5 separate regions of the Mus musculus genome follow, and all the other regions are linked to region 1. Evidence: chromatin loops called from intact Hi-C (ENCODE). Cell type or tissue: heart. All regions are shown on one strand.

Region 1 (5,000 bases):
CTGCTGCAGTTCTAGCGTGCAGGCTGGAGTCTGGTAGGTAGCACCCTGAATTGTGACCTCTCTTGTCTTCTTGGGATCATGAGAGGTGAGCCAGCATGCTCACTGTGTCTCTAGGGCACCCGTTAGCCAGGTGACAGCCTGTAAGTGAAACAGTAAAAAAAGAAGAGAAAATGGAGGGGTGAGGGAGATAGGACAGGCAACGTGAGGAGTGATTGTACTCTAAAAAAACCCAAACAGCCCACTCTAGCTTGCATGTGCACGGGGATGGTGTGGCTGACTGAGGACAAGGGAAGAAGCCACGAGGCCAGGAAAGAGGTCGCTCTGGACTCAGGAGTGAGTTTTTTGGTGGCAGTGGGGGTGGGACACACGTTTGGGAGGTAGAACTGATGTGATTAGCTGGTACTGAGACGAGGGTAGGAAGGCCGCCCACTTTTTCACAATGAACTTCTGAGGTCAGGATCGGTCATTTCTCAAGACACTGAGGACCAGGAGATGGTCAGGTTTGCACTGTGGTCTGAGACGGAGAGTGCATTCTGGAGGTATATTAAATTTGAACTGTCTGTGAGTTCCTCGAATAGAGACGTCCGTTAGGTAATTACTTAGTTCTGGGACTTTCAGCTCATGGTCCGCAATTGGGAGTTGTTTAAAGAGAAAAATTAAAGGCACAGGCGGCTCAGCTCTTGGTGTTCTCGCAGAGAACTGGAATTCAGTTCCCAGCATTCACGGCAAGCAGTTTACAACTGCACACAATTTCATTTCCAGGGGATTGATGCCCTTTTCAGCCCCACCCCCACCCCTTGCCTCTTTGTTCTCTCTCTCTCTCTCTCTCTCTCTCTCCTCCCCTCCTCTCTCTCTCTCTCTCTCTCTCTCTCCCTCCCCTCCCCTCCCCTCCCCTCATCTCATCTCTCTCTCTCCTCCCCTCCCCTCCCTTCCCTTCCCCTCCTCTCTCTCTCTCCTCCCCTCCCCTCCCCTCCCTTCCCCTCCTCTCTCTCTCCCCTCCCCTCCCCTCCTCTTCTCTTCTCTCTCTCTCCCCTCCCCTCCCCTCCCCTCCCCTCCCCTCCTCTTCTCTTCTCTTCTCTTCTCTCTCTCTCTCTCTCTCTCTCTCTCTCTCTCTCTCTCTCTCTCTCTCTCTCGACTCCTCTCTCCCTCAAGCCCCCCCTCCCCACTTCCACTCCCTGGTGTATATGCATGTATTCACATACACATGAAAAAAAATAATCTTTAAAGACACAGGTGGCATAGGTCAGGGGTGAGGATGAGCTGTCACAAGAGAGGTCAGAGGTGAAGAGACAGCTCTATGTTACAGGAGTTTAGCAGGACACAGAAGACCTGAAACATTCAACAAGGAAGCCAAGGTCCCACTGGGCTCCAGGCTGGTGCCTCCTTTGGGGAATCTGTGTTTCCATCAAGTGCAGGGGACCCACGCTCCTGACTCCTGTCTGTGAGTCAGAATTTTCTCTGCGGTCTGAGTCCACATGTTGGCTTCCAGTCAGGATATTTGTTTCAGAATGGGGCTTGAAATTCCTGGGCTCAGGTGAGGTAGAGTTGACTGAGAAAGGTGTGGTGGGTGCCCTTTTAGGGGTATTGCTTTGGGAATTCCCAGAGAAGTCAGTGGGAAGGGTTGGATCTCAATGGTTATATGAACCCATTGGAACAGATGGCACCGGTTCTCTCTTCATTCGTTCGTTCATTCATTCATTCATTCACTCACCATTGACTCACCGATACCTTGGACCAATTCTTGGGGCAGGTGTGACGTGGATGCAGTGGACCTGGTCCCTGCCCTTGAGGAGGTCCCAGGCAGATAGAAACATGTAAGAGAGGTCAGGAGGATGTGCCCACCAATGTGGATGACTATCCCAGGTGCCCAGGCTGGGCAAGAGAGAGAATGGATTAGCTGTGCCCAGGGGATCAGGGTTGGCTCTCGAGTGGATGAGCTTGGCAGGAAGGAAGGAAACCTGTGGGCTGAGAAAGGCATGGGCAATGTGATACCACAGAGCAGCTTGGTGTCTGAGGAGCCAAACATGGCTCCCCACATGTGACGGGGGCAGCTGGAAGAGGAGAGATTATGATTGCATGCAGCCTTAATTCCAGGTTCAAGTGCTGGGACTGTGTATGCAAGAGAGAACTTGTCAAGTGGGTAAACAAGAAATCAAAACAAAAATATCTTGATGCTGTTTAGATATAGGCTGGGGGCAGGCCTGCAGGAGCAAAGACTAGCTCCGAGGCCTGGAGAAAAAATAGGAAGGGGGATGGTTGGCATTCTGTCCACAGCCAGTGTGGTGCTGAGACTCTGTGTTCCGCCTGGAGGGTTGAGGCTCTTCGGTCACTAGGGGAGGGGACTGGCTCATTGACCAGTGGGTGATGTGTTCCAGGTAGACACACACATTCATGCAGCGGCCTGCATGAATCAGAAGCACCTGCTGCGTTTCATCAAGCACACGTACCAGACAGAGCCCGACAGAACTGTGGCGGAGAAGCTAGGTCGGAAGATCACCCTGCGGCAGGTGTTTGACAGCCTGCACATGGACCCCTACGACCTCACGGTGGACTCGCTGGATGTTCATGCAGTAAGCTAGCTCTGCCCTGGGTACTTCTATCAGGAGTGCTCTGTCCACAGAAGCCAGCATGCCTGTGCTTGGACAGTTGGTGGCTGGGGAAATCATCTTACTTTGCTTGTAGTAGAGCCGTGGAAGGAATCCGGTGGTATTGAATAGTGAGGCTGGGAACAAATGAGTCAAAGGAAGACCGTGAAGTCGGATGGTTACAAATTCTAATCCCCCTCAATCACTTAGGAGTCATGTACCCTTAGGTGAATCGCTTAAACTTTCATTTTCTTGTCAATAAAATGATGACTGTAGGGCTGGAGAGATGGAGGAAAGAGCATTTTCTACTCTTGCAAGAAGACAGGGCTCTCAGAAACCAGTCAGGCACTCATGAGCGCTTATTACTACAGTCCTAGGGACTCCGCGCCATCTTCTGGCCATTACAGGAACTGCATGCACTCAGCACCCATCCAGCCAAGCAGACACATATTAAGTAAAAATATCCATACATTTTTTAAAAAAGTATTTAAAAAGTGATGACTATCATGTACCTTGTTAATTTTCAAAGTTGTTAAGATGCTGAATGATGGTGCAGTTGCTATAGAGACAGCAGAGTGGTCCTTTAAAATGTTAGCTGTAGAATTCCATAGACTTCATAGCTTCTATTCACGCCCTTGAAGGCACTGAAAATGGAGACTTCAGTAGACACTTGCACTCCGCTGTCCATAGCAGTGTTATCTTCAGTATTCAAAAGGTAGAAAATAGCACAATTATTAGACCATAGACAATAACTAACCCAAATGTAACAAATGCACACACAGTAATTACTGTTCAGACTTAGAAAGACAGAGTAAAAACTTAATTTTTTTTTCTGATTATATTTTTTTGTGGTGTATGTGTGTATGTTTTTGCACCTGTGTGGCACATGTATGTATATGTGTAGGCCTGAAGTTGATGCCAGTAATCATCTTGGTTTACTCTTTCTCCATATTCATTGAAGCATAAGGGTCTCTCAATCAAATTCAGAGTTCATCAATAGAGCCTAGCCTTAGCCAGCTTCTTTGGGGCTCCCTTCTCTTTGCTTTCTGAGGTCAGAATTAGAAGTGGGGCCACTATGCCCACCTGGCATTGGTTTGGGCTTCAGAGGATCTGAATCTGGTCACGGGGTGAGCAGTAAACAGATGAGCTGCTGAGCCATCTTCCCCGACCCTAAACTTGAGACTTTTGCTTGTTCAGTGGTCTGTAAGTCACTTATGTTCCTCACACGTCCAGGACCTTGACACTCCACCACAGAGTGCCTGTCCAAAGAGTCCTATGGCTGACTGAGGGACATGGTCCTGGCACACAGAATGACCAAGGTTTCATGCAGAAAGTTGTGGTGACGCATGCCTGTAATTCTATCACTATAGAGGATGAGGCAGGAGGATTGCAAGTTAGAAGATATCCTGCGCTACACAGTGAGGCTCTGCCTAAAAGAAAGAAAGGGAGGGAGGGGGATCTGGAGCTAAAGGAGGGGGTGACTACATTTTCCAGCGTGGCTGTCTTGGAAAGGCCAGGAGAAACATATTAGGTAGCCGCATGGAATTGTGATGCAGCCAGCCGGTGGTCTCCTCCTCAGGGCCGCCAGACATTTCACCGCTTCGACAAGTTCAACTCCAAGTACAACCCCGTGGGGGCCAGCGAGCTCCGGGACCTGTATCTGAAAACTGAGAACTACCTCGGGGGAGAATACTTTGCTCGCATGGTCAAGGTGAGTGAGCCCTCAGCCTCTTCAGATACCTGCCGTTGTCTGCATTCAAAAAGTAGGGGCACATGTGACCCTCTGTCCCTTCCTCTCCCTGAAGGCCCTTCTGTCTACCACCCAACACAGGCAAGTGCTGGTCTCCTGCTCTTGAGCATGGACAAGTGTGTCCTGTGGGCCGATGGCAGGGAAGGGGCGAGAAGGGAAGAGCTCCTAGCATCCTGGCGCCACCTCTGTTTATTACAGCCAGAACTCGGCTGGTTGCAGGCTGGCTTCAGGTAGAGACATGGCTGCTGCCCAGCCTGGTTCTGCAGCCAGGCCTGTTTACAGCCTGCCGGTGTCAGACCCTGGCCTCCCTCCTAGGAGACGCCTCGGCAGGGGAGTGGGTGCTTATGTGGCAACGCCAGGAATTTAGATCAGCCTTTCTACCTATGAGCAGGTAGCTAAAGGACCCCAGGGCCCACCTAGGGATGGGGTCTCCCATGTGTCCGGGAGGCTATGGGGCTGACTCAATTCTTGGTATCAGGAAGTGGCCCGGGAGCTAGAGGACAGCAAGTACCAATACTCAGAACCCCGGCTCTCCATCTATGGTCGCAGTCCCAAGGAGTGGTCTAGCCTGGCCCGCTGGTTCATCCAGCACAAGGTCTACTCACCCAACATGCGCTGGATCATCCAGGTGCCCCGCATCTAGTGAGTATCATGCTCTCGTCTGC
Region 2 (5,000 bases), 250 kb before region 1:
CCAGGGGCAGCCCCAGGACTAGGAGTAGTTGGCCAACACAAAACAAACTCAATGGCCTTTTGGAGGTTGCTTTTTGCTACCTTCACTTTTTCGGGGGGGTCTTACTGGGTTTTTGTTTTGATTCTCATCTCTCTCTCTCTCTCTCTCTCTCTCTCTCTCTCTCTCTCTCTCTCAGGTGAAAGGGAAAGTGGATGGACTCTGGGAGGAAGGGAAATATGATCAAAATACATTATCTAAAAATGTTTAATTAAAAAACATATAAAGACTTTAAGAACCCAGAATTCCAACTCATTTTGATTATCAGAGCTCAGAAATATGTGGAAAAGCCATCAATGTCCAGTGAAATTCAAATAATGGAAAACACACTTGATTAAAAAATGAATAGCTTAACCACTCAGATTTTTTGACAGGTTATTTCTGGTTCTAAACTAAGTACATAGCTCTAAACTGAAGGAAATACTAAGGTTGTACTACCCCTTAGGGAAGTCTTTCAGTCAGTTATAATCTCAATTGTAAAATCTAACTTGTTTATTTAGAGCCCTACTGGTGCCATAATTCCCCAGTCCACAAACCCTATGGATAGCATTTGTAAATGAGGTCTATCTTAGACAATAAAAATAACTTGGAACCACCAACTCTGTAAATATCTCATTAGTCTTCAAAGTTTAATAATAAAATGCTTCCCTACTACTGTTTTTATTATTATTTATTATTTGATGTGTATGGGTGTACTATCTATATGTATGTCTATGTATTATGTAGCTATCTGGTGCCCACAGAATCTGGAAGAGGGTGTCAGATGCTCAGAAACTAAAGTTCCAGTAGCTGTGAGCCACCATGTGGTACTAGGAGCCAAACTGGGATTCTCTGAAGAGTAATAAGCAGCCAGTGATCCTACTATTGTCTCTCTAATGTTATTTAATTAACCCTTCCTGATAAGAAGAAGAATTTAAGATTAGAGCCGGGTAGTGGTGGCCTGTGCCTTTAATCCCAGCACTTGGAAGGCAGAGGCAGGCAGATTTCTGAGTTAGAGGCCAGCCTGGTCTACAAAGTGAGTCCCAGGACAGCCAAGGCTACACAGAGAAACCATGTCTCGAAAAACAAAAAACAAAAAAAAAAAAAAAAAAACAAAAAAAAAAAAGAATTTAAGATTAGTTTTGCTTTTAACAAAAGTAATTAAAAGTCAGCTTGCTCCATGTATTAGTGAGTGTCCAACACACATAGGCCAACCTCAGCAATGTGCGTATGCTGGGCACACGGAAAATATTTTACTTTTAATGAGGTCAAAAGATCACAGTTTTATTATCTTAGCAAATAGCAAATAGCTATATGGCACAGGGACAAGCTATTAAATCTCTCTAGATTTCAATGGATAATACTTAGAATAAACAGAAATTAATTTCACATTTAACTGTCCTAAAAGTGTCTATGTTCTCCCTGGCTTTCCAAATATTGACTTTATATCAACTTCTCACTTTTTGACATGATATATCTCAGTTCCCATATATGGTCCAGATTATAGATAGTCTTAAACAAACTTAGATTACCTTTAAACTAGTCACAATTACCCACCCAAGAGCATAAATTCTACCACGGCCTATTTATGTTCATGATTAATATATAAGATACATGCCTCTTTGTAGCTTGCATTATTTCTAAGGTCTCAGAAAGTATCCCTGTTACCCCCATCACTGGCACATTGCAATGCAATGCAATACTAAACATGAAATACAATATACAGAGAAATACTTCCTGATTAAGATGAAATATGAAACCCAGCAGGCTGGTACACATCTGCAATCCCACCACTGAGCAAGCTGAAGCAGGAAGACTTCAAACTAAGGCCGTCTAGAACACAAAGCAAAATTTTATTGAATGGAAAGAAAGTAAGGGGGAGGAGAAGGGAAGGAAGAAAATTTCAAGTCTTTTCTTGAAAAGAATGAAAAGTAATGATCATTAATTGATAATCATTGTAACTGATATATCCATATCACTGATAAATTTATAACTGACTCATAAATTTTAAGTTCTCGAAAACAAAAAATTGTTCCAATAAATGTACATATGTGTTTCTCCTGCCACTTTAGTGATCCTCCCTATAAAATCTTGTATATTGAGATCACTGACTTTTCACAGACACATAGGTGTCACCACTAGAGGCCACCAAATACTTCTTTTTCTTAAACCAACACATTTGTAAGTCATTCTAAGTCCTTACATTAGTTCACATTATAAGCAAATAACTATGAACTGTAATACCCAATAACTAAAAATGGCACACATGAATCTCTAAATAACAGTAAAAACCCCAACAAAGAAGGAAGCATGTTTCACACAGTGTACAGGATGTCTAGATCACCAGAGAACTTCTCCAGATTATAGTATACAAATATCACTACGTAGATGCCTTTGGAAATAGTGTATGTGAACGAGAGAGCTCATACTATCTCTGAATAGTGTCCCCTGCAAGCACGCGATTGCTATCCATGTGTATATACATGAACACATTATGATTGATATGTAAACTACCAGAGTCCTTTGTTTCATATTGCAAGGTATTTCACATATGTTTTTAATGTCTAAGTTGCCACCATCTACAGTAGTGATACACACAAAATTCCAGATTGCAGAAGATCGAGTATTGGGCAGATGATGTTAAGTTCCTTAGAAAACTCAGCTCTAAGTTCTTAGTGGGCTGCTGATCAAGTGTTCTGAGTCCACCTACTTTTGATACCCTCCTTCTCACTAAAAGTAGATGACCAACTACAGAAGGCCCAACTAGCCTCCAAATACTTACAGGACCAAGAGAAACTTACAAAACAGAATAAGGCTTCATCTTATCTGATCAACCACCATTCTGCATATAATATTTTCAAAAGTTTTCAAATACACCAGAGAAACAGCATTGTCATGTCTTAGATGTTGTACTTTTAAAATCCTGACCTAATTTTAGAAGGTCATAAAAATGCTTATAGTTTTATTTTTAAAGTTATAACTTTGGCTTTTACACTGAGTCTATAATGGGTTTTAAATCTATTTCTCCATACAGTTTAAAAGCAGATCGAGATTACTTGTTCAGATGGATACTCAGTTGTACTCCTATTTATCTATCCTGTCTCCTCCCCAACTACATCACTCCTGGAAACCATGGAAACTGATTTGCACTGTTCCCTGATCTATTAACACATGTCTATCTCTAAGCCAATGCCAAACCCTGTTGACTATGAAGCTTTATAGTGTATCTTGAAACAAGGTAGTATAATCACAGGTTTGTTCTCTCAAAACAGTTACAAACTGTCTTGCCCATTTGCCATACTGTCTGAAGACACATGTCTCCAATGCCTTACACTGTGTTAGACACTATCTTAGGTCTATACATAAACTCTACATCACACACTTTTAAAAGTAACCAGTAAAACATGGAACATAAAACCAACTATCTGAACCATTTTTACATGTACAGTTTTGTAGTGGTGGGTACATACACATTACTGGACAGCAATTTCTACAACTCTTTTCAATTTTGCAATGCTGAAAATCTCTGACTGAAAACAATTTAGTTTTTCTTTTCATCTTTTCCTACCCATGGAAACCTTCATTTTACTTACTGTTTGTATAAATTTGGCTACTCTAAATGCCACCTATAAATGGAAATTATATAGTATTTGTCTTTTAGTGACTCACTTGTTCCCACTGCACAATGTTTTCAAGGTCCACTGATGCTTTTATCAAACTTTCATATTTGTGACTGAATAATATTCCACTGTCCTGCTAAGTGTTCATCTATCCATCTGCCTCTGGACACTTGTGCTCCTTTCACTTTGGGGCTACTGTGAGCACCACTGTTAAGGGACTTGTAAGTACAAACGCCTGATTCCTTGGTTTCAGTTCTTTTGAACACACCCAGAAATGGAACTGCTGGCTCACAAAGTGATCTCACTTTACTGAAGAGCTGCTAAACTGTTCCCACAATGGTGGCATTGTCTAACATTCCCACCAACAGTGCACCAGACTTCAATTTCCCCCAAGCTGACATTTCTTTTTTATTTCTTATTTATTTATTTATTTATTTATTTATCGAGACAGGGTTTCTCTGTATAGCCCTGGCTGTCCTGGAACTCACTTTGTAGACCAGGCTGGCCTCGAACTTAGAAATCCACCTGCCTCTGCCTCCCAAGTGCTGGGATTAAAGGCATGCACCACCACGTCTGGCCAAGCTGACATTTCTTATTTTCTGAAGTTTTGACAGTAGCCATGGGGGCTAGAAAGATGGCTCAGTTAAGAGTGCTCTTTCAAAGACTGGAGTTCAGTTCCTAGCACAATTGCCTATAATTCCAGCTCCAGGAGATCTAACAACTCTAACCTCCAAGTGTTAGAGTTGCACTCATGTATACATAGCCATACACAAATACACACATATAGACATCGAAACATCATCATTGTCAATAGTAATAATAATAATAGTAATAATAATAATAATTTTAATAGTAGGCATGGCTACTATATACAATGGCTTTTATTTCATTTCACTAATGAAATAGTAAATCTTGCCCTAGATTTGTAGCCCTCTATAGATTTTATGCCATAGTTTCTCCTTCATAACAGTGGTGTTATAATCTGACAATTAACAATTGGCAATCTTAATTAAACAAGTCTCTACTAATGGATTTGTGTAATTTCCAATCTTTACCATGAATGACACACACACACATATATGTACAACTGTGTATACAAGTAGCCGTAATCTATTTGTTCAGGATAGCCCCAATTTAAGAATTCCTCCCAATTCCACTTACTCTCAGAAAACATTCCAGTTTAATTAAATAATTACTCTAATTTTAGTTTTAACATTAGGGAAAGGTGCTTTAAGTAAAATTAGGCAGGAGTTACCTTTGATTCAAGTTTTCAGACTATTATCAGAACTCACCTGCACTGGAAACCTACTACTAGCTAGACTAAAATATGAATGAACTCTCACTGAGACATGTAACCAATATGAT
Region 3 (5,000 bases), 150 kb before region 1:
TGCTCACCCCAGAAGACTCAGCCTATGCTCCAAGTTCCTGCCAGAAAGTTCTACCTGCTCCTTCACCCTGAGTTGGTGGAGAGAGAGGGGATAGCAACTGCTGAGAGAACTCCAGATGATCAGAAGGTTGGACAACCGATTGGCAGGTCACAAGGCCACCATAGCCGCAGCCTGACAAAGGTTCCCACACAAGGGCATGTGTAGGCTCTATGATGAGCATGTGGACAAGGCCGTTGCTTCTTCAACAAGCTTGCCTTTTGATGAGCAAAGTGGTGTGCGTGCCGGGTGGTGTCAGGGCATGATTGTTTCCCATTGTTTTTGATACCAGCTTTTATGCCTTCTGTTGTGTCTGGTAACTAAGATGCTGTCAAGAAAATACAGCAAGGCTTCTCTGAGCTGAAAAAGAGCACTTTTGCAATTAGCCTTTTGTCCCTTAGGTCTGTTTCTCTTAGAACAAATGTAATCTTACTCGCTACAGACTGTCTAAAATAGCTTTTCTGATGAGTCACCTAAAAGTAAAGTTGCAGATAGCCTATTGTTTCAGCCATAGCCAGCCAACTACTAGTTACACTCACTGGGGGACGGCTGCTCTATGCTCACATGTATTTTGAGGCCAGCCTTAAAAACATCCAGAGAGCATGAAATGCCTCAGACCATGCCTTGGTACTATGCATCTCAGAAGTTCAATTTGGTTCCTCAGGACCCAAGACACGTGAGGATTTTGCCCTCAGTCATTACGACCCCACCCCCACCCTCCGCACACGCGCAGCACAGGAGTGTGCGCAGAACCTTAGGGAAATCTCCAGGAGGCCATGCTGAAGGGTCAGAGGACTTTGTAGTTGCTCTGAGGAAGAAACGAAAGCTTTAAACAGAACATCGTGCCATGGCTTGAAAGGTCATTATCTAGTTCACACTTACCTCAGAATCTAAATATTGTCTGAAAATGGATAAGTTTGCCAGGACCGCGAGCAGTGAAATCACTCAAAATAGCTCTTAGGAATCTTCAAGGCCAGTGTGGCTCGGGCCGGCCATTGACACTCAAAGCCATTGCTGCCTGTGGGAGGAATTCAGCAGCAGTGAGACGGGGCAGCTGCTTAGAGGAAGGGTTTTCCTCCGTAGTCCTTGAAAACTGTAGATGCCTCTCTTCTTCAAGTGAGTCAACTTTGTCTCTCTTCCATCACCGGCAAGCGTGGGGAGGAGACTGGTGCTCTTCAAGTGGGTTCCTCAGCGCTGCAGACCTCTGAACAGTCTGCCCTCCCCCAACCCCAAGCTGTGGTGGCAGTGCCCATGTGGTGTCTTAGTAGGCAGCAGTGGCTACCAGCTTTACTTTGCTCCTGGCCGGGCCGCACCCTGGATTGGCTAAAGCCAGGTTACCTCCTTCCAGGCAGCTGCAGGGGTCAAAGTCCAGAGGAGTTCTTCCCAAGTAAACAAGTCGGACAAAGGCAGTTCCCAGCAGTACACGGGGCTGCACTCCAGAAGGCTGTTTGCAAATCTGTCCTTTGGAATCTGGAAGACTATTCCTGAGGAGGAACAATGTTATACTTTGTGGCAACATTCCCAGGCTATCCCATACCACTGAATGGACCCAGAACGGACTTATAATGAAGTGTTCTGGGCATAACGTTGTAGGCAATAGAGACATTTACTGAGCCCTGTAGGATACGGTGTGATATGTGAATTCAAAGTTAACCCCAGCTTTGTAGAGGGTTGACTTGGTGCCTTCCACTCTGCATTTGAGCAGCACCATCCTTTGGGCTCAGGTCCAGACTGACTAATAAGGAGGAAAAACGCTGAACCCGGCCATGGCACTCCTCTCTCTGCTTCCTGACTTAGATGCAATGTGACCAGCTGTTCTGTGCTGTGACACCATCGACTTCCTTACCACAATGGACTGTACTTTCAAACTGTGAGCAAAAATAGACCCTTCCTTCCTTAGGCTATTTTAGGTGTTTGTGAAATTTATTTTTATCTTATGCATGTGGATGTTTAGCCCACGCACATCAGCACCATGTGAATGCCCTCTGAGGCCAGAAGAGGGCAGCAGATCCCCTCAAGCTGGTGTTAAAGATAGTTGTGAGCTACCACATAGGTGCTGGGAACCCACCCCAGGTCCTCTGGAAAAGCACCTGGTGCTCTTAACCATCTGAGCCTGCCCCCTTCTTATCTTTAGTCTTTGACAGGGCCTCCTTATGTAATCTGCTGCTTCCATCTCTTGATGCTGAGATTAGGGGCAGGATCTCAGGCCTGGCTCCTTCCTCTTTTTCTGTTTTCATTTTCCTCCTCCTCCCTTCAGTGTTCCCCCAACCCTCCCTTCTCATCAGGACTGGGATGGAAGGGGAAGTGAGAGTTGAGATGGATCCCTGGCCAGGGAAGAACTATTTACTGGAGGGGCAGAGAGAAACTTCTATAGTTTTGCTCTGGTAATGTCTTTGCTCATAGGTCTCAGATGAAATGGTAGGTTTAGATTCCTACAGGAGTTTGCTAAGACCGGTCTTTTATGCCTTTGCAGGAAGACTAGGAATCTGAGAAGAACAACTTACCTAGTTAAGTTAAGGAGTGGGAAATTAGAGTACACATAACAGCTGAAAATCAGATTTTCAGTTAGTGTGTGACTTAGAGATTTAGGCCCAGGTTCCCAAGGAGAGGAGACTACAATAACAGAATAAGTTAACTCAGCCAGCATGATGGAATTTTCAGAAAGGAACCGGGTTTCTTGATAGGGAAACTTTGTTATCCCCCTCTGTATGGGGGAGTAAAGAGCTCATTTGTCTTCTCACATATAGTGTTTTAAAGAATATGCTAGAAGATGGGAAAAGTGTGTAAGAAAACATTTCACAAAAAATGGGGTCAAGTGGGGGGTGGGGTGATGGTGGAGGGACAGTGAGATGGGACAGTGGGTAAAGATTCTTTGAGCCAAGTCTAATGACTTGAATTTAATCCACAGTGGTGGAAGGAGAAAATGACTCTTACAAGTTCTCTGACCTCTGATGCACGCCATGGCACTTGTCTATGAGTGCACACACACTTCTGGAAAACAGATCATTGTAAATAGAAATATATGGGTCAAGAGTGCCACGTTCCAAGAGGGAGATGAATGCCTTAGTGTGGAAGTCGAGCTCCGGTGTGGTCTGCCTAGAACAGGATCAAACTGCCACCCTCTTATCTGCACAGTAGATTTATGGCTGTGTTCAGGAGTTGACCTAGCCTTTGTTTTTATCAGCCACATTCCATTAATGCCTCAGAATGAATCTGTGGTCAATTAAAAGCCTGGTTGTTTTTATTTATTTTATTTATTTATTTTTTTACATGAATAGCTACCAAGCCAGGAATCCCTGTGAATCTGTGCTCTTGAGGTTTTTTTGTGAGCTAAGGACAGAAGTTTTACAAATGGTCCTCAATGAATCACAGGCCAGCTTACATCTTGCTTCTTTATCTAGCAGCTAAGACAAACTTTGTGCTAGCCTTTCAGAGATCCAGAAAGAAGCTGGAAACCCACTTCATAATAGTCTTTTTTTTTTTTTCTTTTCATTTTTGGTTTTTCAAGAAAGGGTTTCTCTGTATAGCCCTGGCTGTCCTGGAACTCACTTTGTAGACCAGGCTGGCCTCAAACTCAGAAATCCACCTGCCTCTGCCTCCCGAGTGCTGGGATTAAAGGTGTGCGCCCACCACGCCCAGCTTTCTCATAATAGTCTTATGCTGTTTGTCCCCTGGAGCTCTGCCAGCTCTGGCTCCAGAGAGGCTTTGTGTGGTACTTTAATGAGATCAAGTTACACTGTCCGTGATGTTTCTACCGCTGGAATTTTGGCCCTGACCCAATACCTTGTACATGGTAGATGCTCAATAAAAATTTGTTGAATTAAATTGAATCTTGTGACTCATCAACCTCAACCATATATTTACAAAAGGGAGCCAAGACTCATTCCAGCCAGACTCCCTTGGTTTCCTAGTATTCTTCGTAGTCATTTTACTTTATTGGTGAGATAGAGTCTTATCCTGTAGCCTGTGCCACAGGATGTAGCCCTAGTACAGGATGTAGTCCATCCTGTAGCATAAGCTGTCCTGTGATTCGATGAGGACCATTTAGTATAGTCCAGGTTGGTCTTGAACTCTCAGTGATCCTCCTTCCTCCGTCTCCCAAGTACAGGCGTCAAAGGCATGTGTCATTGTACTTGACCTCTTATTGTTGTTGTTGTTGCTTTCAGTCAAAATGTAAAAATGGAGGGGGGGGTATAGTTATGGTTTACCTAGCTTGTGAGGGGCCTTGGGTTTGATTCTTAATACTAAAAGAAGAGAAAGAGGAAGAGGAGGATGGAGAGGAGGAGAGGGGGAGGAGGAGGGAGAGGCAGAAGAGGAGGAGAAACAAGTCAGCAACTTCAGAGGCAAAGTTAAAATACTACCTATTATGGGAAAAATAAAACCAGAGGACATTTATACAGAGACTTTCTATGGAAAATCTGTGCAGTTGATTTCATCTCTACTTAGTTTAAGGAACAATGCCAAGTAGACTCCCATCAGCTCATGACAAGAGAGTGGATTCGGGCTTAGAGATGGCTCAGCAGTCAAGAGCACTAGCTGCTCTTCCAGAGGTCCTGAGTTCAAATCCCAGAAACCACATGGTGGCTCACAACCACCATGGGATCTGGTGCCCTCTTCTGACAGTGCAGGCATACTTGAAGACAGAGCACTCATATAGATAAAATACATAAATAAATAAAGCTTTGAAAATGAGAAAGAATGGATTTAACAAGTCTAACCTCAGAGTTTGCTCTATGTTGTAGGTGTTTTTAAAATGTATACACTTTATTTTATCATTTTAAAAATTATATTTGTGTGTGTGTGTTTGCCCCAATAGGTACCATGTACATGCAATGCTGAAGAGGCAGTCAAGGGTGTTGGCTCTCCCTGGGACTGGAGGTTGTGGATGACTGTGAGTGGTCCTGTGGGTGCTGAGAATTGAACCCACGTCCTCAGGAAGAACAGTCTGTGCTCTTAGCCTCTTA
Region 4 (5,000 bases), 74 kb before region 1:
GGCATTCCCCTGTACTGAGGCATATAAAGTTTGCATGACCAATGGGCCTCTCTTTCCACTGATGGCCTAGTCGATGACACGAGCTCGGGGGGAGGGGAGGATTGGTTAGTTCATATTGTTGTTCCACCTATAGGATTGCAGATCCCTTCAGCTCCTTGGGTACTTTCTCTAGCTCCTCCATTGGGGGCCCTGTGTTCCATCCAATAGCTGACTGTGAGCATCCACTTCTGTGTTTGCCAGGCCTTGGCATAGTCTCACAAGAGACAGCCATATCTGGGTCCTTTCAGCAAAATCTTGCTAGTATATGCAATGGTGTCAGTGTTTGGAAGCTGATTATGGGATGGATCCCCGGATATGGCAGTCTCTAGATGGTTCATCCTTTCGTCTCAGCTCCAAACTTTGTCTCTGTAACTCCTTCCATGGGTGTTTTGTTCCCAATTCTAAGAAGGGGCAAAGTGTCCATCCTTTGGTCTTTGTTCTTTTTTAGTTTCATGCGTTTAGCAAATTGTATCTTATATCTTGGGTATTCTAAGTTTCTGGGCTAATATCCACTTATCAGTGAGTACATACTGTGCGAGTTCTTTTGTGATTGGGTTACCTCACTCAGGATAATGCCCTCCAGGTCCAACCATTTGCCTAGGAATTTCATAAATTCATTCTTTTTAATAGCTGAGTAGTACTCCATTGTGTAAATGTACCTTTATTTTCTGTATCCATTCCTCTGTTGAGGGGCATCTGGGTTCTTTCCAGCTTCTGGCTATTATAAATAAGGCTGCTATGAACATAGTGGAGCATGTGTCCTTCTTATCAGTTGAAACATCTTCTGGATATATGCCCAGGAGAGGTATTGCGGGATCCTCCGGTAGTACTATGTCCAATTTTCTGAGGAACTGCCAGACTGATTTCCAGAGTTGTTGTACAAGCTTGCAATCCCACCAACAATGGAGGAGTGTTCCTCTTTCTCCACATCCACGCCAGCATCTGCTGTCACCTGAATTTTTGATCTTAGCCATTCTGACTGGTGTGAGGTGGAATCTCAGGGTTGTTTTGATTTGCATTTCCCTGATGATTAAGGATGCCAGTTTGGCATTTGTTGACTTTTTATAACCAGAAATTTAATATGGGATAGAGAACCCAGGATAATATTCATGTCCTGAAAGACCAAAGCAACAAGGCTATGACCCCTTCAGATCTCCTTGGATGGAGGGGTCCCTGGGATCACTTGTAGGTGCCCACTGTGCAATTGAACAGGACTCATGGATCCTGACACTAACATCCTGGTGACCCACGACAAGTGCTCCACAACTCCAGGGTGTGACCAGAGCCAGTTCCTCTGGACACTGGTGCCCTTGTCTTGTCTTAATACAGGGATCTCTGGCTAGGAAGAGGTTGGCTAACTGTTGCCAACCACATGGCCCAAAATAAGTCTGCTCATGGTTCAGGGAAGGGGGATTAGGTAGACACCAAGACTTGGACTTGCTGAGGATGCTGCAGGAGGGCTTCTTCTGGAGTCCCACTCAGAAACGAAGGTTGAGCGGGAAACCCTGAACACCTTGTCATGCATCCTAGCATCAAGTTTCCTTCCCCCGTTCTAGCATAACCTCTGACGTCACTTCTCCAATGGACACATGGGGCTCTATCAGGGAGATTGAGACAGGGAGTCTGGGGCTTCTGGCCTGCCGAGGCTCCCAAGAGTGTCAGAGCAAAGATGAGAGGTTCTGGAGTACCAGAACATTCCATAGAGATTCTACAGCTTGCTCAGTTTTTTTTTTTTCAGAGTGGAATCTACTGTCTTCATTTCAGATGCAATTCCGGTGTCCCCCAGTTTTCCCGTGTGCACTCACGACCATCAACTTTGACTTGTTCTGATTTCCATACAGGTTAATTTTCTCTTAACAATACTCAGCATCCTAATCTGTTTTCTATTGATGTGATCAACCCCAGAAGGGTTTATTTGACTCACAATCTGATCACAGCTTATCATTGAGGGAGTCTGGTCAGGAACTCAAGTAGGAGGAGAGGCAGGGACCATCCAGGAAAGCGGCCTACCAGCTTGCTTCCCATGATGCACTCATCTTGCTTCTTACACAGTCCAGGGTCACCTTCCCAGCGTCTCCTTACTCATAGTGGGCTGGATCCTTCCACAGCAATGATTAACTACATCAGTGTCCTATAGACTTGCCTATAGTCCAATTTGATGGAGGATTTTTCTCGGTTGAGGCTTCCTCTTATCAGGTGACCTTAGTGTGTGTCAAGGTGACAAAAAACTACCCAGCATACATAAATACCTTGAAACGAATGCTTGATCTATGACCTGAAGAAAAGATGGTATTTTTGTTGTTGTTGTTGTTGTTCTCTTTCTGTGACCACTTGTTCTGTGTTGTGGCTAGTGAAGAAAAGGTGGGGTCTCTGCCTAGACAAAGAGGGTGTGGCAAGTGTTTATGGTCCAGCATAGCTCTTTCCTTTTTATGTTTCAAGAGGACCCCAAATTCCTTGAGTGCCTGAGACCTAGAGTCTGCCTCTTTGCATCAAATTGCTGAAAAGATGGGTGTATTCCTCCCAGGTTCTCTCTCCTTTCTCTCCTAATGTCTCTCAGGTTTTGGAAGTGGTTTAGTGATCAAGGGTGGTCTCACTGGCTAACACAGGTGGAACTTGGCTCGTGATGTAGTAATGAAGATGAAGGGAGAGAGACAGATGGAAGCCCTGGAGTGGAGCCACAGGCTCGACCTCCCCAGGGACTGCAGGATAGCTATGTTGGGAGGATGCCTATGAAGGCATTCATCCCAGCCAGAGCCCATGGTAAACACAATGCTGAGTAACAAGGATGATAGACACAATGCCTGTATCTCATTTTCCTCTTGAGAGGCATATACAATAATGACCACTAGGGGGCAGGAGGGCCCTCTTTAGTAAGACAGCTTGCTAGTCAGAGCTGAAATTTCTCTCCTGGTCTCAGGGCCTGTGAACCCTCACTGCTTCCAGTTCATAGCTCACAGAGAGTAAGAGAATATAGGTATGGCACTTGGGGCCAGCTGAAGGGAATCTGGAGGTACCTGTATGGGGCGTAGTGAAAAAGATTCCATTGTGCTTATAATTAAAATACAAAGTAAAGGAAAATCTTAGGTATTGAATTTGTATAAACGTCGAAATGAAAGAATCACAATCATTTTACCACTAAACATGAGCCTGCTACAATCCAAACCTATTAGTATCTTATTACAGGCTTGAAGTGGCAATGTGAATGCTTCAAAATATCCTGGAGCATCGCTGACACGGAATTTTCTTTGAACAAATTGGTGAAACAAAACTTACAAGCAGGGGCTAGAGAGGTGGCTCAGTGGTTAGGAGCTCATCCTGTTCTTGAAGAGGACCTGAATTTGGTTCTTAGTACCTCTGTCAGGTGACTCACATCTGTAATTCTAGCTCTCGGGGGACCCTGAGCCTTTGGCCTCCGTGGACACCCTCACACAAATACACATAATTAAAAAAATTTTTTTTAATTTATAAGTAACTTTTTTTTTGGTTTTTTTGAGACAGGGTTTCTCTGTGTAGCCCTGGCTGTCCTGGAACTCACTCTGTAGTCCAGGCTGGCCTCGAACTCAGAAATCTGCCTGCCCCTGCCTCCCAAGTGCTGAGATTAAAGGCGTGCGTCACCATTGCCCGGCCAAGTAACATTTTTTTTGGCAAGGTATTGCTGCATATCTATGATTTGCCTGGAGCTCAATATTTAGACCAGGCTGGCCTTGAACTCACAGAGATCTGCCTGCCTTTACCTCCCCAGTGCTACAAATACATTTATAACCACTCAAAAGTCTATAGTGGTTGAAGTTGTATTTGAAGGTTATTAGAGCTTTCTCTTCTCATTTTTTTTCATCACACACACTTGACATTTCTTGTGAGAGGCATTGCATATTTGCCCACCAAATCTTTCCTGTTCAAATTCATACCATGGTGGTTATCTGTTGACTTATGGAACACATATTTGATTGTGGAATATCTGCCTTAAGACCCTCCCCTGAGGCGAGGGAAGACCACACAGCCGGCACCTAGAGAAAGAAACTCTTATCCTGCTGCTCATGAGGAGTTCTGACTTGTGCCTTCAGACCTGACATGACTCTGCCTTTCCCTCACAAACAAAAGCAGACGTGTCCTGTCTGGTATTGATACAACATGGGTGAATCTCAGAAAACATTATCCTGACTGAAGGAAGCCAGACACAAAAAGTGCAGGCTGTGTGATTCAATTTACTTGAAGTTTTAGGAAAGGAATAACAAATTTGTACTGATAGAAAGCAGATGAATATTTGTCTGGGTCAGAAGCAGGGGGGCGGGGGGAGAAGAGGTGACTACAGAGAGGCTCATGGGACACGGAGAGGACACAACAACCTTCTTCCTGAAGGCTGATTTCAATTCATGGAATTTCCATGGGTCACAAAATTATTTTCCCCCTTTCTTCCTTCCCTCTTTTTCCTCCTGAGAGGATCCCATGTGCTCAGCATGGCCTCAAACTTGTGCAATTGAGGATGATCTTGAATTCTTTAATTTTTTAAAAAAAATTTACGTCTATGGATGTTTTGCCTGCATGTGTCTGTCTGTACCATAAACATATCAAGGTGGCCAGAAGAGGGCATCAGATCCCCTGCTGCTGCAGTTCCAGACCATTAGTAAGTCACCATATTGGTGTTAGAAGTCCAGTCTGGCGCCTCTGGAAGAGCAGCAAGTGCTCTTAACCACTGAGCCAACTCTCCAGCCCTGACCTTGAACTCTTGGCCCTCCTGCCTCCACCGCCCACATGCTGGATTGGTTCCAGGAGTGCACCACCACCCTGGGTTTAAATGATTCATGCAGTTCTGGGGCTCAAACCCCAGTATCCTGTAAGCAGTCTGTCAACTGAGCTACATCCCCAGCCCCTAACTCTTCTTTTTCTTTTGATCTCCCTTCCAACTGTTAAAAAAAAAAAACTATAAAAACTATTTTTTTAGCCCATTGACAGGCATGGTT
Region 5 (5,000 bases), 510 kb before region 1:
AGAGTTGGGGGAATATCCGAGATGCTTAGAGGCAGGTGTGCAACTTCTGAGGCGTCCAAGGAGGAATGAACCAAACAGCCCCAGAATGGGGCCCAGAAATACCTAGTTCCTGTCAGCTCATAGCCTAGCTCTTTACCTCTAAGCAAGCGGTGGTCGAGGGGATCTCAAGGGGCCAGGACTGCTATACCCCAGCAGGTCCCCAGGATCCACATCTCTGCTCCTGCACCTTGTGACTTCTTGGGTGGCTACTGAAGGTTTATGCCATGGTCACAGATTCTTCAGGGTTGACCAGCTCCTGCTGCTCTGAGTGGCATCTAGTCTCCATTTCTCCCAGGAATCTTCAGGAAAGCCGATACTAAGTGGAAAACACCCCACATGCCTTTGAGGGGACTTCCCGGACTCTTGATAGACAGGCTCGTTTGAATTCTTTCTCCTAACAAACAACTCTGTAGATTTTTTTCTATCACAAGGTGGTGTGATACCCAGTGTGGGAAATGGGAAAGCAGGTGTGAGCTCACCTGGGACAGTCAGCAAGGATTCCGAAGGGAGGCCTGTTGGATCTGTGTGTTTCTGGCCAGGCGGCCGCCAGGTGGCAGCCGTGCACCATGTCCGCGGGTTAAGACTGCGATGCCTGTGTTCTGCTGACCAGGATCCTGTCAGTGGGGACAATCCAAACTCTGAGCACTGCCGGGAGCCAGACCCCACCTAATTTTACCGAATCTCCCCAACCCATAGTGTTCACGTGATTTACCTATTTTACAGATGTGAAAAATTGGGCTCAGGAAGGTAGGTAGTCAGTCACCCCAAGGAGTCACAGGCTCTGGGGACCAGAAAGCCCAAATGAGGGGTCCTCTGTGCCAGAGGGCCCCCACCACTCCCACAATGCAGGCAGGCCTAAGGCATGGGGTGGGAGTTCTATGGTCTCTCTGTCTCTGAGGCTCCTGGCACTTTCCCTTGGGAGCTGAGGGGACCCTGAATTGCATCCTTGGTCCAGTGTGGTCACCACAGCTTTCTGTCTGACCATCCTTTACAATGCCTTCTGGGAGCAAGCCAGCAAGCTTGGAGTTTTGGCTGGAGGCGCCTTGGGGATGGGGGAGGGTGGAGGGTGGAGGATCAGCAGCCACAGAGAAGGGGCCTGTTTCCTGACTCTCTGACCCGGGCTGTCTCTGTGGAGGCCCCAGACCCAGGAAGGTCATCTAGGGCGAAATTCCAGCTTGAGCCCCCTGAGCAATGACTTCAGTTTTCTTGATAAGGCAGAAAAAGGGACACTGAGTGTCCACCCCACACCCCCTCTCTGTCAGCACCTCGGCTCTAGTGAGGCCTCTGTGGTAGACAGCCTGACGGGGAGAAGAGACAAAGATAGACTGGGGACAGATAAGGACAGAGACAGCCAGGGACAGATGGAGCATAGAGGTGAAGATGGGGCAGCTGCCTGTGGGGAACCCCAGGGGTCAGCACCCGGCCTCTGTCTCAGCTTGCTAAAAGCTGGTTGATTGTCAAGGCTGCCACAGAGAGACTTGGGGGATATAGCAGGAACATTGGCTGTGCCGCCAGCTTGAAGAACACAACTCTAATGCCTGGGCCTGGGTCCTAGTGTGTGACTCCTGAGGCTGGTGTTTCCGTGTGTTGATGGAGTCAGGGGGTGTTACCTCTGAGGTTCCAGGAAGCATCAGCAAAGAGGTTGAGGGGCCTTGGCTCCATGGCCACCGCTGTTGGATAGGAACTGCTACTGCTTTGTGGCCTTCCAAGGTCACCTGGCCTCACAGTCTTCCAGGCACGGTCTGTGAGAGAATATTTGCACCCAACACTGTCTATTTGGCTTGTCAGGTTGGTGGAAGCTGAAAAGACACAGCTGGCCTGTGGGCTCCTGGGTCACCATGTGCAGTTGAGTCACAACCCTCAGGGAACAAGAGCCTGGACTCAGGGCTGTGCCCACAGACACATCCACACAGGTACCCAGATGCCTTGTGCAGCTGAGTCACTGTCACTCCTTGGGGAGCGCGTGCTGGCTCGCATGTGTACACAGGTACATAGAGACAGGGTGCACCTGACTGTGAGTCACTGGTGCCAGCCAGCTCTGAGGGAGGGCACTGAGAGTCTGTCCTGCCATCCCTGTTTAAAAGCAAATACTCACATGCCTACATAAGAATGTATGCCTAAAGCACGGCTTCTTCGTACTGGGGTGTGTGTGTGTGTGTGTGTCAGAAATACTTGTTGAATGAACATACGAGCAGAATGAATGGACAGACAAACGAAGAGATGGGTGACACCCCCCTCCCTGCTTGGTAAAATTGGTCAGGGCAGCTCCTCAGGGTGGGTCCAATGCTCTGTGTCTGCAGGGAGTTGTCTTGCTCCAAATATAGCCTCCATGGGTGGGCGGGGAGCCAGGGATGCTTCTCAGGCAGTGACTTCACTGGGCCCAGGGCCCAGCCTCTGTGGACTTGGAGAAAATGAACAGAGGCCCAGCTTCCCATAGCCAGGCTTGAACTGTGGGGCTGGAGCCGTCAGTGCCACCGCTTGGCACCTGGAACTGTGGCACAGGGGTGGTACAGATGGGTGCGGAGAGCTTCTGGGCTGGCACTTCTTGGGGAAGGCAGGGGCCTGCCTGCTGATTGCATAACGCAGACCCCCTGCCGGGCTGTCCTTCATCTGGCAGGGACAGCCCTCTGGCCTGGGCTTGCTCCCAGGCCACTCCTTTGTTTCTGGAATCTTTTCTTTTTTTATTATTTCTTTTATTTTTTGAGATTGTAATGTAATTACATCATTTTCCCCTTCTCCTTCCTCTCTGCAAACACTCCCTAACAACCCCCTTGCTCTCTTTCAAATTCATGGCTTCCTTTTTTCCCCCATTAATTGTTGTTACATACATATGCATGTATATGTGTGCGCATGTGTGTGTACACATATGTTTTCCTAACTATAACCTGCTCAGTGTAGATAATGGTACTTGTTTGTATGTTTTCAGGCCTGACCACTTGACATTTGATAATCAGCTGGTGTGCTTTTCCTTGGGAAAGACTTTGAGCAGTCCTTAGTTGCCTGTAGTTCTTTATGGAGGGTTGGGGCCTCGTGGGCTCCCTGTCCACTTTGGCATGTCTATAGTTGATGTCTGCTTTCAGCTTATGTTCAGGCTGCCATGTTGGTGAGACTTCATGGGTGTAGTAGCATCTGAAATGACTAGGAGGCAGGGTCTCACAGCCATCTCTGGTCCTCTGACTCCTACAATCTTTCTCTTCCCTGAGCCTTAGGTGTGGCATGTTTTGAAGATGTACCCACTGGGACTCGGTAGGATCCTCTTTCCTTGGCACCCCCCCCCCCAATTCAGCTCAGCAGTTGTAGTATTACTGGAGTTGACATCCTGCCTTTAGACCTGTCCTTTCTGCCCTGCCCTGCTCACAGCTGTCAGGCATTTTTCTAAAATAAAGATCTGACTCAGCCCTTTTCTGTTGGAAAGGCTCCCTGTGGCTTCTCCCGGTGAGCAGCAGGTTGGATGCCTCCCCCGGTGCTCAAACCATCTTTCCTGGGTCCACCCTACCTGGGTGTTTCGAAAGGCTGTCACATGGACAATGTGCTGGCTAGTTTTAGGTCAACTTGACACTAGCTAGTCATCAGAGAGAGAGGAAAATAACTCCATAAGAACAGGCTGTAGGCAAGCCTGTGAGGCATTGTCTTAATTAACATTGATGAGAGGGCCCAGCCCATTGTGGGTGGTGCCATCCCTGGGTCCTGAGTTCTCTAAGAAAGCAGGCTGAGTAAGCCATGGGGAACAAGTCAGTAAGCAGCGCCCTCCACGGCCTCTGCATCAGCTCCTGCCTCCAGGTTACAGTTCTGTTTCTACCTGCCTGCCTTCCACAAGGGACTGTGCTATGAGACTGTGGGCTATGGCATGGGGTCTCATCACAGCAACAGTGATCCTAACTTGGGCAGAAATTGGTACCAGGATTTCAGAGTACTGCTGTGATAGACTGACTATGTTATTTTTAGGAAGATTGTGGAAAGACTTTGGAACTTTGGGTTTGAAAAGCCATCGAGTGTTCAAAGCTCAGTGAGCTGCTGCTCGGTGGGAGCTTAGAAGATAAGAGTTGAGAGGAATGGGGGTGATAGAGGCCTGGCTTGCGAATGAACTTCCGGAGGGAAGATTGAGAATCCCTTATTTTGGGGCCATTGCATATTTTTAAATAGGAACCTGTGGTTCTGGTCAGCTGGGCTTAAAGAATAGGCTGTGATTAGCAAGAGGCCAGAACCAGAGGTAAAACCGTTGCTTTGCCGGGACAATTGATGGTGGTTAGCTGGAGCCGAGAAATTAGCGGTGATTAAGAAGACACCAGCATTGCTGAGGTGGAGTCTTCTGGGAAGTGTTTCCTCAGAGTCAGCAGACAGAGGCTGTTCCAGCAGTGGCCAAGGCTGCTCACTTTGGTCTCCCAGGTGGCTCTGGTGTCGAAGGCATCAAGGGGTCATGGAGAGGCGCTAAGGCTTGACAGAGTGAGAGGCCGCGGAGGCCATAGGTTAGGGTGCAGCCTCAGAGCAGTGGAAACCCCAACAATGAAGAGGTCATGGAGAGGAGCTGAGGTGTGAGTGGAGTTCAGGAGTGGTTATTGGTAAAAGTGCACCCCCATGGCAGCAGAAGATGCTGGCACATTGGAGATGCCAGTACCGTGGGATGACCGCTGAGGACAGCAGCAGCGTGGAGAGCGCGCTGCAGAGGGCGGAGCCGGAGAAGTTAGCCTAGTTCTTAGGAGGAGCCCAGAAAACCGTGAGTGGATTGCAGAGATTGGACCCTGGGATATTTACACTGCTGGAATTTACTTTTGCTTTTTCCAGACTGTGAGTGTGGCCTGGTTCTTTCCTCTTGAAGTAAGGAAGTATCTAACTTATTTTGGCTTTATAGGACTCCACAGTTGAGAAACTTTTAAACTTTTTTTTTTTTTCCTTTCTGGTTATTTAAGACAGGGTTTCTCTGTGTAGCCCTGGCTGTCCTGGAACTCACTCTGTAGACCAGG

The links. A loop is a pair of places that touch in the nucleus more often than their neighbours do. Peaks named below come from ENCODE experiments on the same cell type or tissue, not always from the same donor. Only the 100,000 strongest peaks of a DNase experiment are listed, where the experiment ranks them.
Region 2: it touches region 1 in a loop (5-fold over the local background); 7 of 42 quality-filtered maps call a loop at or near these places.
Region 3: it touches region 1 in a loop (3-fold over the local background); 7 of 42 quality-filtered maps call a loop at or near these places.
Region 4: a loop joins it to region 1, with 8 times the contacts of the local background. A loop is called at or near these places in 38 of 42 quality-filtered maps.
Region 5: a loop joins it to region 1, with 3 times the contacts of the local background. A loop is called at or near these places in 12 of 42 quality-filtered maps.

What each region holds. Positions count from the first base shown.
Region 1 is chr7:110,798,268-110,803,267 of GRCm38, forward strand. Ampd3 (adenosine monophosphate deaminase 3) reads left to right here. Exons shown (of 15, transcript NM_001276301.1): 7 at 2,376-2,570; 8 at 4,165-4,296; 9 at 4,814-4,977. It also overlaps a transcript of Rnf141 not described here. Among named protein-coding and RNA genes, the nearest start is that of Gm39069, 20 kb to the left of the region's middle. In heart, no CTCF peak of the experiment used is centred here; a DNase peak (open chromatin) is centred at 2,954.
Region 2 is chr7:110,546,315-110,551,314 of GRCm38, forward strand. All of the region lies in intron 2 of Sbf2 (SET binding factor 2), which reads right to left. Among named protein-coding and RNA genes, the nearest start is that of Gm46027, 57 kb to the right of the region's middle. In heart, a CTCF peak has its summit at 2,142 (motif pointing right); no DNase peak of the experiment used is centred here.
Region 3 is chr7:110,647,529-110,652,528 of GRCm38, forward strand. No RefSeq gene overlaps it. Among named protein-coding and RNA genes, the nearest start is that of Gm28863, 19 kb to the left of the region's middle. In heart, a CTCF peak has its summit at 2,022 (motif pointing right); DNase peaks (open chromatin) are centred at 813, 1,383, 1,793, 2,203 and 1 weaker place; H3K4me3 peaks cover 217 bases; H3K27ac peaks cover 474 bases.
Region 4 is chr7:110,724,382-110,729,381 of GRCm38, forward strand. No RefSeq gene overlaps it. Among named protein-coding and RNA genes, the nearest start is that of Gm39068, 13 kb to the right of the region's middle. In heart, CTCF peaks have their summits at 2,882 (motif pointing right) and 4,617 (motif pointing right); no DNase peak of the experiment used is centred here.
Region 5 is chr7:110,286,445-110,291,444 of GRCm38, forward strand. Gm32861 (a long non-coding RNA gene) reads right to left here and starts at 1,954. Exons shown (of 2, transcript XR_869865.3): 1 at 1,650-1,954; 2 at 1-653. In heart, no CTCF peak of the experiment used is centred here; DNase peaks (open chromatin) are centred at 627, 1,237, 1,857, 2,407 and 1 weaker place; H3K4me3 peaks cover 650 bases; H3K27ac peaks cover 3,477 bases; H3K27me3 peaks cover 87 bases.